Regions from separate parts of the Homo sapiens genome. Here region 2 is linked to region 1. Evidence: read pairs that join two places in POLR2A ChIA-PET (ENCODE). Cell type or tissue: OCI-LY7. All regions are shown on one strand. Region 1 holds the start of LOC124901360 (a long non-coding RNA gene). Region 2 overlaps RRAGD (Ras related GTP binding D).

The links. ChIA-PET counts read pairs that join two places held together with the same protein. Peaks named below come from ENCODE experiments on the same cell type or tissue, not always from the same donor. Only the 100,000 strongest peaks of a DNase experiment are listed, where the experiment ranks them.
Region 2: POLR2A ChIA-PET joins it to region 1 with 6 read pairs; 5 of 35 experiments call an interaction of 5 or more read pairs at or near these places.

Annotation. Positions count from the first base shown.
Region 1 is chr6:89,439,914-89,444,913 of GRCh38, forward strand. All of the region lies in intron 1 of ANKRD6 (ankyrin repeat domain 6), which reads left to right. It overlaps LOC124901360 (a long non-coding RNA gene), which reads right to left and starts at 1,620. Exons shown (of 2, transcript XR_007059675.1): 1 at 1-1,620. In OCI-LY7, no CTCF peak of the experiment used is centred here; no DNase peak of the experiment used is centred here.
Region 2 is chr6:89,377,118-89,382,117 of GRCh38, forward strand. RRAGD (Ras related GTP binding D) reads right to left here. Exons shown (of 7, transcript NM_021244.5): 3 at 3,051-3,250; 4 at 2,107-2,221; 5 at 554-696. Among named protein-coding and RNA genes, the nearest start is that of UBE2J1, 27 kb to the left of the region's middle. In OCI-LY7, no CTCF peak of the experiment used is centred here; a DNase peak (open chromatin) is centred at 2,284.

The sequences.
Region 1 (5,000 bases):
CTTGAACTCCTGACCTCAAGTGATCTGCCCACCTTGGCCTCCCAAAGTGCTGGGATTACAGGCCTAAGCCACCATGCCTGGCCTTAAATCCTAATTTTAAAATAAAGTTTCCTGTTTCATGGTGCTCATATTGGTGTAGTGAAGGAAAAAATAATTTTTCCTCTACTCTTGTGAGTTCTCAGCTGGGAGCCCTGTAACAAAACATAGGTTAACAAGAGAAAAACAAATGGAAGTTTATTAACATGCATATTTCATATATACATGGGAGAAAATTCAGGGAAAGAGTAATTCTCAAAAAGATTTCTTAGAACTCTGGCTTATATAGCATCTTCAACAAAGAACAGTACACTTTTAGAGAAGTGACAAGACAAAGGAAAAAGACCTTCAGTCTTTAGCGATGGCGAATTGTAGGAAGGCAAATACATGGGGAACTAATGGCAGATAAAGGCTAGTTAGTGCAGTTTGTTATGTAGATGCCTCTGGTGCCTTCTCTAGGCTGTTAAGGACCTAAAGCTGTCTTCTGTGACTAACCTTTATCCTTCCTGGTGGAGAGAGGAGAAGGGACACCTTTGTTAATTTATGTCCTGCTTTTAGCAAATAGGGGAAGGCAAGGAGCTTTTCTTGTATCCACTTCTCAGTTGCCTTCGGCTCAAAATAATCCTTATGCCAAAGTGGCATATTTTGGGGTAGCATATCCTGATACTTTTCATTGGAATTAAAGATGCACTAGCTGGGTGTGGCAGTGAGCACCTGTAGTCCCAGCTACTTGGGAGAGGCTAAGGTGGGAGGATCGATCGCTTGAGCCCAGGAGTTTGAGGTTGCAGTGCAATATGATCATGCCTATGAATAGCCACTGCACTCCAGCCTAGGCAACATAGCAAGATCCCATCTCGAAAAAAAAAAAAAAGTTGTACTAGACTAAAGGTTGGCAAATTATAGCCATGGCCCAAATCCAGCTTGATGCCTGTTTCATTCCTTTGCATGGTGTCTATAGCTGCTTTCAACTGCTATGGCAGAGTTGAGTAGTTTCCACAGAGATTACCTGGCCCACAAAACCTGATATATTTTACTATCTGTTTTTTTACAGAAAAACATGTTGATGATGCCTTCACTAGATACAAAATTAGTATAACTCAGTTTGATAATAACTCTGTTCCTAGTTAGAACCTACTTAATCTCTGTGGCCCACTGTTACTTCACTATAGTGGGGATAAATGACCTTGAACAAGTTACCGAATGTATCTTCTTTTTTTTTGAGACAGAGTCTCGCTCTGTCTCCCAGGCTGGAGTGCAGTGGTGTGATCTCAGTTGGCTGCAACCTCTGCCTCCCGGGTTCAGGTGATTCTCCTGCCTCAGCCTCCTGAGTAGCTGGGATTACAGGCACCCGCCACCATGCCTGGCTAACTTTTTTATATTTTTAGTACAGACAGGGTTTGGCCATGTTGGCCAGGCTCATCTGGAGCTCCTGACCTCAAGTGATCTGCCTGCCTCGGCCTCCCAAAGTGCTGGGATTACAGGCATGAGCCACTGCACCTGGCCGAATTTATCTTCCAGTTAGCTGTCTATCTTCCAGTTAGCTTCCTTAGACCAATACTTCTCAAACTTATGCATATGTCAACAAAAAAAGCCAAACTCCTGTAAAGCATTTAAAGAGGTTTATTCTGAGCCAACTGTGAGTGACCATAGCCTTGGTTTTCTTTTCTTTCCTTTTTTTTTTTTTTTTTTTTTTTTTTTGAGAGACAGAGTTTTGCTCTTATTGCCCAGGCTGGAGTGCAATGGCATGATCTTGGCTCACTGCAACCTCCGCCTCCTGGGTTTTAGCAGTTCTCCTGCCTCAGCCTACCAAGTAGCTGGGATTATAGGCATGCGCCACCACACCCAGCTAACTTTGTATTTTTAGTAGAGATGGGGTTTCACCATGTTGGTCAGGCTGGTCTTGAACTCCTGGCCTCAGGTGATCTGCCTGCCTTGGCTTCTCAAAGTGTTGGGATTACAGGCGTGAGCCACTGTGCCCAGCCAGCCATGGTTTTCAAGAGGTCCTCGGAACATGTGTCTAGGTGGTTGGGTTACAGCTTGGTTTTATTTTTATTTTTTTATTTTTTTGAGACAGGGTCTCACTCTGTCGCCCAGGCTGGAGCAGTGGCATGATCTCAGCTCATGCAGCCTCTGCCTCCCAGGTTCAAGCACTTCTCGTGCCTCAGTCTCCTAAGTAGCTGGGATTACACGCATGCGCTCCCACACCCAGTTAATTTTTGTATTTTTAGTAGAGACGGGGTTTCGCCATGTTCCCTAGGCTGGTCTCGAACTCCTGGGCTCAAGCAATCCACCTGCCTTGGCTCCCCAGAGTGCTGGGATTACAGGCCTGAGCCACTGCGCCTGGCCCATCAGCTTGGTTTTATACATTTGAGGGAGGCATAGACACCAATCAGGCTGGGTGAGGTGGCTCACGCCTATAGTCCCAGCACTTTGGGAGGCTAAGGTGGTCAGATTGCTTGAGCCTGGGAGTTCAAGACCAGCCTGTGCAACATAGTGAAAGCCCATCTATTAAAAAAAAAAAAAATTAGCCAGGCATGGTGGTGCATGTTTGTAGTCCCAGCTATTCAGGAGTCTGAGGTAAGAGGATCGCTTGAGCCTGGGAGGTCGAGACTCCAGTGAGCCAAGACTGGCACCACTGCACTCCAACAGAGTGTCAGACCCTGGGCAACAGAGCAAAACCCTGTCTCAAAAAAAAAAAAAAAAAAAAAGACAGCAATCATTATCTGTGAGGTGTGTATTGGTTTGGTTCAAAGATTTTCTCATTGGCAATTGGTTGCAAAAGTTATTATCTAAAGATCTGGAATCAGTAGACAGAAGTCTCTGGGTTACGATAAGGGGTTGTGGAGACCAAGGTTCTTATTATGTAGGTGAAGTCTCATAGGTGGCCACCATTAGAGACCACAGATGGCAGATGTTTTCTGTTTAAACCTTTAAAAGATGCTGGACTCTCAGTTGATCTCATTAGCACATGGAGGGACTAGAGGGGGTAAGATCTAGTTATGTTAATAGAGACTCTTTGCAGAAGCAATTTTCCCCCCACAAAAGATGGCTTTGTAGGGCCATTTCAAAATATGGCAAAGAAACATATTTTGGGATAAAATACTTTGATTTTCTTCTTTATCTGTCATGTGATACTAGAGTCAGATTGGAAATTGGTACCTTATTGCTACAAAGAATCTGTTTTGTCAGTTTGAAGATCTCTGTTTTAATCTTACTGCTGGTCAGTTGTGCCTGAACTCCAAAAGGGAAGGTATAATGAAGCACATCTGCTTCCCCCACCCCTGCCTATTTTTCAGGTTTCTTTGGAATTCTTTGACCCGGGTGGGGGTGAAGAGGATCCATTCAGTTGGTTGGGGGAGCTTAGAATTTTATTTTTGGCTTAAATGTAAGAATAATCTGGGGAATATATTAAAATTTGGGAATTCTCAGCCTTACTCCATAGATTCTAATTCACTAGGTCTGGGGAGGCACACATTTAACAATCACCCCAGATTCTGATGAGGTGACCTGTGGTCCACAAATTATTTTATTTTTTGAGACAGGGTCTCACTCTGTGACCCAGGCTGGAATGCAGAGGTGTGATCATGGTTCTGCAGCCTCAACCTCTCAGGTTCAAGCAATCCTCCCACTTCAGCCTCCCATCTCAGCCACCTGAGTAGCTGGGACTACAGGCGCATGCCACTACACCTGGCTAATTTTTGTATTTTTTGTAGAGATTTTGCCATGTTGCTGAGGCTGGCACCCTTTAAATAATTTGAGCCCTTATGGCAATTTGTCTTTTGGTTCCTAAAAATTGTTTCGTAGCTCTAGATAAAGTTCTTGTCTCAACCAGCATTGAAGCCTTGCCTACCTGATAGGAGAGCTTGGAACCAAGAGGGGAATGCCCAATGGCATTAATCATTAGCTTCTGAGCAGAGCAGTAAGCTTGTCGTATAAATCAAATCACTCACTGTGTGAGCTTATCTACAGAGACCTCTGCAGCTTCGCTTCCGAATAGAAATGATAGAAAAAGTTGGCACTGGGGCTTTAGTGAATGTGAATGGTTTATATCGGAGCTCAGTTTGCCTGTTGATGCTAAGAGAAAACAAATTAAAGTTAAAATGAGCACTGTGGCCCTGCATTAGCCATCTTTTTTAAAAATCAAGGTAAAAGTTAATAAAAGAAAGAGCTTTGATGAGAGGAAGGACCTAAGTCCAGGCACTTTAAGAACAAATACTTGTTTGTTTATAATTTTCTGAATCTCCAGAAGGTACTATCCTGAGTTACAGAATATCTATTGAACGGCTTGCTTACTGAAGCCTTTGTTTTCCTCCATTTGCTGTTCAAAAACTTAGGAGAGAGTGGCAGATCAGTAATGAATAACAGCAAAATCCCCTGGCACCTGTTGGATTTTTATACAAAACAGAAAAAGTTAAAACTTGAAGGAACAATGAAAGAACCTCACATCTCCAGTACTCAATATGATTGAAGTTAGGTTGCTACTGTTTAGAAGCACTGTTTTAAAACTGAGGTTTTGATGCCTTAAAACATTTTTCATCTTTGTTACCTTGCTGAAATAAAATCTAAAAGTTGCATTGGGTATAAGCCAGGATATATTGTACTTTGAAATATAAGTAAACATTTTATCATCCAATGACAGACTTATAACTAATTAGATATTTTCCTGTTGGGATATATCTAGGGAAATTGATTTCAAAAACTGTTTATTAATAGGGACTTTAGAAATTCTATTTAAGGGCTGGGCGCGGTGGCTCACGCCTGTAATCCCAGCACTTTGGGAGGTTGAGGTGGGCGGATCACCTGAGATCAGGAGTTTGAGACCAGCCTGGCCAACACAGTGAAAACCCATCTCTACTAAAAATAAAAAAATTAGGCAGGCATGGTGGCGCACACCTGTAGTCCCAGCTACTTGGGAGGCTGAGGCAGGAGAGTTGCTTGAACCTGGGAGGCGGAGGTTACAGTGA
Region 2 (5,000 bases), 63 kb before region 1:
AATACATAACATACAAAATGTGTGTTAATCAATCATTCATGTTATTGGTAAGGCTTCCAGTCAACAGTAGACTATTAGTATTAATAGTTAAGTTTGTCAGGGGGGAAATATATGTGGCTTTTTGACTGTTCAAAGGGTTGGTACCCCAACCCCTGTGTTGTTCAAGGGTCAAATGTAATTCCTGCCACATCGAATAGTTGAGAATTAAATGATAACCTGGGCACAGTGGCTCATGCCTATAATCCCAGCTACTCGAGAGGCTGAGGTGAGAGGATCATTTGAGCCCAGGAGTGATCTATCCTGGACAACACAGGGACACCCTATTGCTAAAAAATTGAAATAAATAATAGGAAGCATGCAATGAGATTAGCATAATGCGTGGCATTTGCTCAATAACTGTTATTATTGCATGCTAACTGGTATATTTATTTATAGATTTCAGTCATTTAAGACAAAAATGTTAAAGTTAAGTAAGTAAATGTAAATGCAAAATGCCTGAAAGGTTATGAAGGAAGGATGGCTTGATTGTGGCCTTTAAGAATGTTGTACTTACCCATAAATACAAGAGATGTCAATAACCACATCTATCATATCACAGCAGAGCTCATAGGTTTGCATATCCACCGGAGTACTATCAGTTGCAATATAAATTTTACTGACCACATCAAATAGAAATGCCTTTTCAATTCCAGAATTCTGAAATTTAAAAAAAAAAGTTGCCTTAAAGCAACAGTCAACTTCAGACCATGTCATGACTACACAAAATTGAATGCCATTCTTAATGTAAAATACAAAATGAGCAAAACTCGCTACTAAAAATTTAAATTGTATCATTTTATTACAATTTAAACTTCACTGTCATAAACTTCTCTATACTGGACTTGCATAAGAAATAAAAAGTAGAGGCCGGGCATGGTGGCTCACGCCTGTAATCCCAGCACTTTGGGAGGCCAAGGCGGGCAGATCACCTGAGGCCAGGAGTTCGAAACCAGCCTGACCAACCGGGAGAAACCTGTCTCTACTAAAAATACAAAATTAGCCAGGCGTGGTGGTGCATGCCTGTAATCCCAGCTACTCGGGAGGCTGAGGAAGGAGAACTGCTTGAACCCAGGAGGCGGAGGTAGCGGTGAGCCGAGATGGCGCCATTGCACTCCAGCCTGGGCAACAAGAGCAAAACTCCGTCTCAAAAAAAAAAAAAGAATTCGAATGACCACAAATTATTTATTTTAGGTAACCAAATTGAGCAATATTTCCTAACTCGTAGAGATACATACCTGCAATTAGGAAAAGGCCAAGTAAAAATACTTTTACTGACTGTAAATTTTAAAATAAGCTTAGAAACACTAAACAAACACACTCAAAATTGTGTAGTGACAGAGTAAACGTGAGTATAACCAATAGGTCTGCCTCAATTCAACTCAGCAGCGCCTACCTGGAGCTGGTGATGTGTAGGGTTCATTCAGCACATCACTCATAGCATGTTAAACTTATAAAAAGCTATTCAACAGTTTGCGTCTTATCAATAAAGCCAAGTTTTATGTTCCCTACCTCTGGTGGGGCTCTATTAATATTGAATGATTGCCTACAGGCTTGAATAAACCCTCCAATTATACCAGTGAAGTGCAGGAATGCATCTGAGTAGTTATATTTTATTTTTAGAGACAAGTTCTCGCTCTGATGCCCAGGCTGGAGTGCAGTGGCACAATCATGGCTCACTTTAGCCTCAAACTCCTGGGCTCAAGTAAGTACTCCTTCCACCACAGCCTCCCAAGTAGCTGGGACTACAGGCATGTGCTACCACACCTGGCTAGTTTTTACATTTTTTTTGTATAGACAGGATCTCACTATGTTACCTAAACTGGTCCCAACCTCCTGGCCTCAAGCCATCGTAACGCCTCAACCTCCCAAAGTGGGGCGTGAGCCATCAAGCTGGGCTGGGAGTTAAATTTTAAAGGATCTAAAAGAACACGTAGGAGTAATCTTTAAAAGTAATACTTAAATGACCTTGAAATGCTATAGAAGCAATCGGAAATAAGATCTTTTTCACTCTTGCAATGTTATTTTCAAATTCTACAAGTGACTCAAACAGGAATATTATTTACTTACTGAGATAAAGATGTTCAGCAAATTCTCCAGAGTTGGGAGTTGTGGAATCAGTTTCTGAACAACTTTGCTAAAAGCTTCAAATATTGAATGATCATATATGCTTGTCAGATAAAAGCTGAAAGAGGAAACGGTATTTCATCATGTTTTCCCTTTGAATGAGGAACAGGCTGCTTAGGCTATGTCAAAACACCGGTAATCTGCCTTCTGTATGTATAGTCCTAACACATACAGTCCAGCCCCCTTCAGAATTTACAGTGACCTCGGTAAAAAACAAGCCATTCCTCCCCACCTCCCAAAAAGCCCGAGCTGTGCCTATTCTCATCTGCTGTGCCTATTCTCATCTGCCAACTGGCAAGCTTACAACCGCAGCAATCTGTGTCCATCCCAGCTTCCTGACATTCTGCAAGACAATCCATGCCAGATCATCTTTACACAAGCCTCTTAGGTTGTCCAATTAGTAACTTATATTCTTGATATTGAAGCAACTATTTTTTTTCCATTTCCCAATTTACAAAATGATGCATGTACTACCTCACAAAAAATGATGGAAACATTGTTTTCCTTTGTGAGGATTCCTATTTGGATTGTTTTCAGACTACTCCTTTACTTATAATTACAGATAATATCTTTATCAAGAACTGTAAACTTTAGCATCAACTAACTACTAAAATTATATTCATAGGTTTTCTATAATGTGTTTCTCATGTGAGGGGAGAACCTTAGCTTTGACCATTTGTTAAAAAACAAAAAAACATCGCTTTCACTAAAGATTAGCATTAGCACATGCAAAGCTCATTTTCCCCTAATCCTATCCATCTACAGCATGAAACAGGGTAAAAAGAAGGTAAATTACTGCCCATGCCAAGCCAATCATGGTGACTCCGAACCCCAAACTTGCTTTCTTCCATCCTTTATTGGGATCCTTAAGGGGTTTCTGTTCTCACCTGAGGTGAATTTTTTCTAATCCAGCATCTGCAAGGTCATCGTTTGCCCTCTGGTGAATATCTCTTTGGGTTTCAATTTTGTGGTCATCTGACAGACCATCCACTTTATGAATAAACACCTCGAAGTTGATGTCAGTATTCACTTTGTAGGCCCTGGTCACCGTGAGGTGGAGCCTGGCCAGGGCTTCCATGTAATCATCCTAGGACCAAAGGCAACGCCTGTGAGAGAAGGCCGCTTTGCTTCCTGAGCCTCCCACACACACTCTTCACCTGGAAACCATGTGGCTGCAACCCCCCGAAATACGTTGCAAAGGTTCCCCTCAACAAGCTGGCTTCTTATAATTCCAGTGTGAAAATTTAAGTTCTGTTAACAAAGAGAGGAAGAAGAAAGGCTAAAAAAATGCAGCTGATTTAGGCAGTTATGACTGAGGTTGATGACAGTCATAAAGATCAGAGTTGGCTGGGCGTGGTGGCTCAAGCCTGTAATCCCAGAACTTTGGGAGGCCCAGGCAGGTGGATCATGAGGTCAGGAGATTGAGACCATCCTGGCTAACACGGTGAAACCCCTTCTCTACTAAAAATACAAAAAATTAGCCAGGCGTGGTGGCATGCGCCTGTAGTCCCAGCTACTCGGGAGGCTGAGGCAGGAGAATTGCTTGAACCCAGGAGGCAGAGATTGCAGTGAGCTGAGATCACACCACTGTACTCCAGCCTGGATGACAGAGTAAGACTCGGTCACAAAAAGAAAAAAAAAAAAAAAGATCAGAGTTGCGGTTTCAGGAAGAGAAACGGACCCTACTCCACATAAGACCTTCCCCAGAATACTGTTCCTCCTAACTTTTCCAGTCTCTTGTGAACTGTGATGAACAATTAGAGATGGAGGCATGATACAGGCCACTGGGCGGGTGGGGAAGGAGCTGAGGAGCAATTTTAAGAACCACTGGTTCAGTGCAGAAGTCAGCAGACCACCGTCTGCAGGCCCTGTGCCTGTTTCTTAAAAGTAAGTTGTATTGGAACATGCTCATTTGCTTTCATATTGTCTAAGGCTGCTTTTGTGCTACAATGGCAGAGTTGAGTAAGTTTCCTCTAGAGAAACTCCTCAGAGACAGTACAGTCTACAAAGCTTAAGATGTTTGCCATCTGCCCCTTTACAGAAAAAGTCCCCTGGTCTAGAGGAATTGCCCCAAACAATACTAACTTTTTTCTTCTTCCCATGCCTATATAATGAACACCTGTGTATTTATCTCTATTTAGGAAATAAAACACCTACACAAAAGCCCTCTGTGTTTCTCCTCATCCTCCCAACCCATGCTATCCCTCTACCCCCTCATCCTCTAGAGACAACCACTATCCCAAGTTTAGTATTTATTCTCACTCATGTATACATTAATACAGACATATATATCCCCAAACATCACATATAATTCATTTACATTGTTTAAAAATGGAAAGAAATATTAAGTTGTGTGTATATTATAGTTTGCCTTTTTCATTCAACACTATGTCAGTGAGATTCACCTATGCTGAATGTTATCTGTAGTACATAACTACAGTGCATTAGTTCCTTTTAATGGCTCTATAAAACTTCCTTTTATGGATGATCTATAATTTATATTTGCCTGCTGATGGACATTATTCCCATGTATATGTGATTACAATGATATATGTACAGTCTCATGTACATGTGGCTTACTCTGAAGGGTGACTTGTCAGGTCATAGGTAGGAGTGCCTTGACTGTACCTGGAAGTCTGTAAACAGCATCTGATGCTTCAGACCCTCACCAACAATTGGTGGTGTCAGATCTCTTATTGCCAATTTGAAGGGTGTGAACAGGTCTTGTTTTTATGGCAAAAAAAAAAAAAGGAAAGAGACCTGTAGGACAGAATCTAAATGCCTTCCCCCTCTGCCCCGCCACTTGTGCCTCCAAACCTGGAAAAAACAGAAAGCCA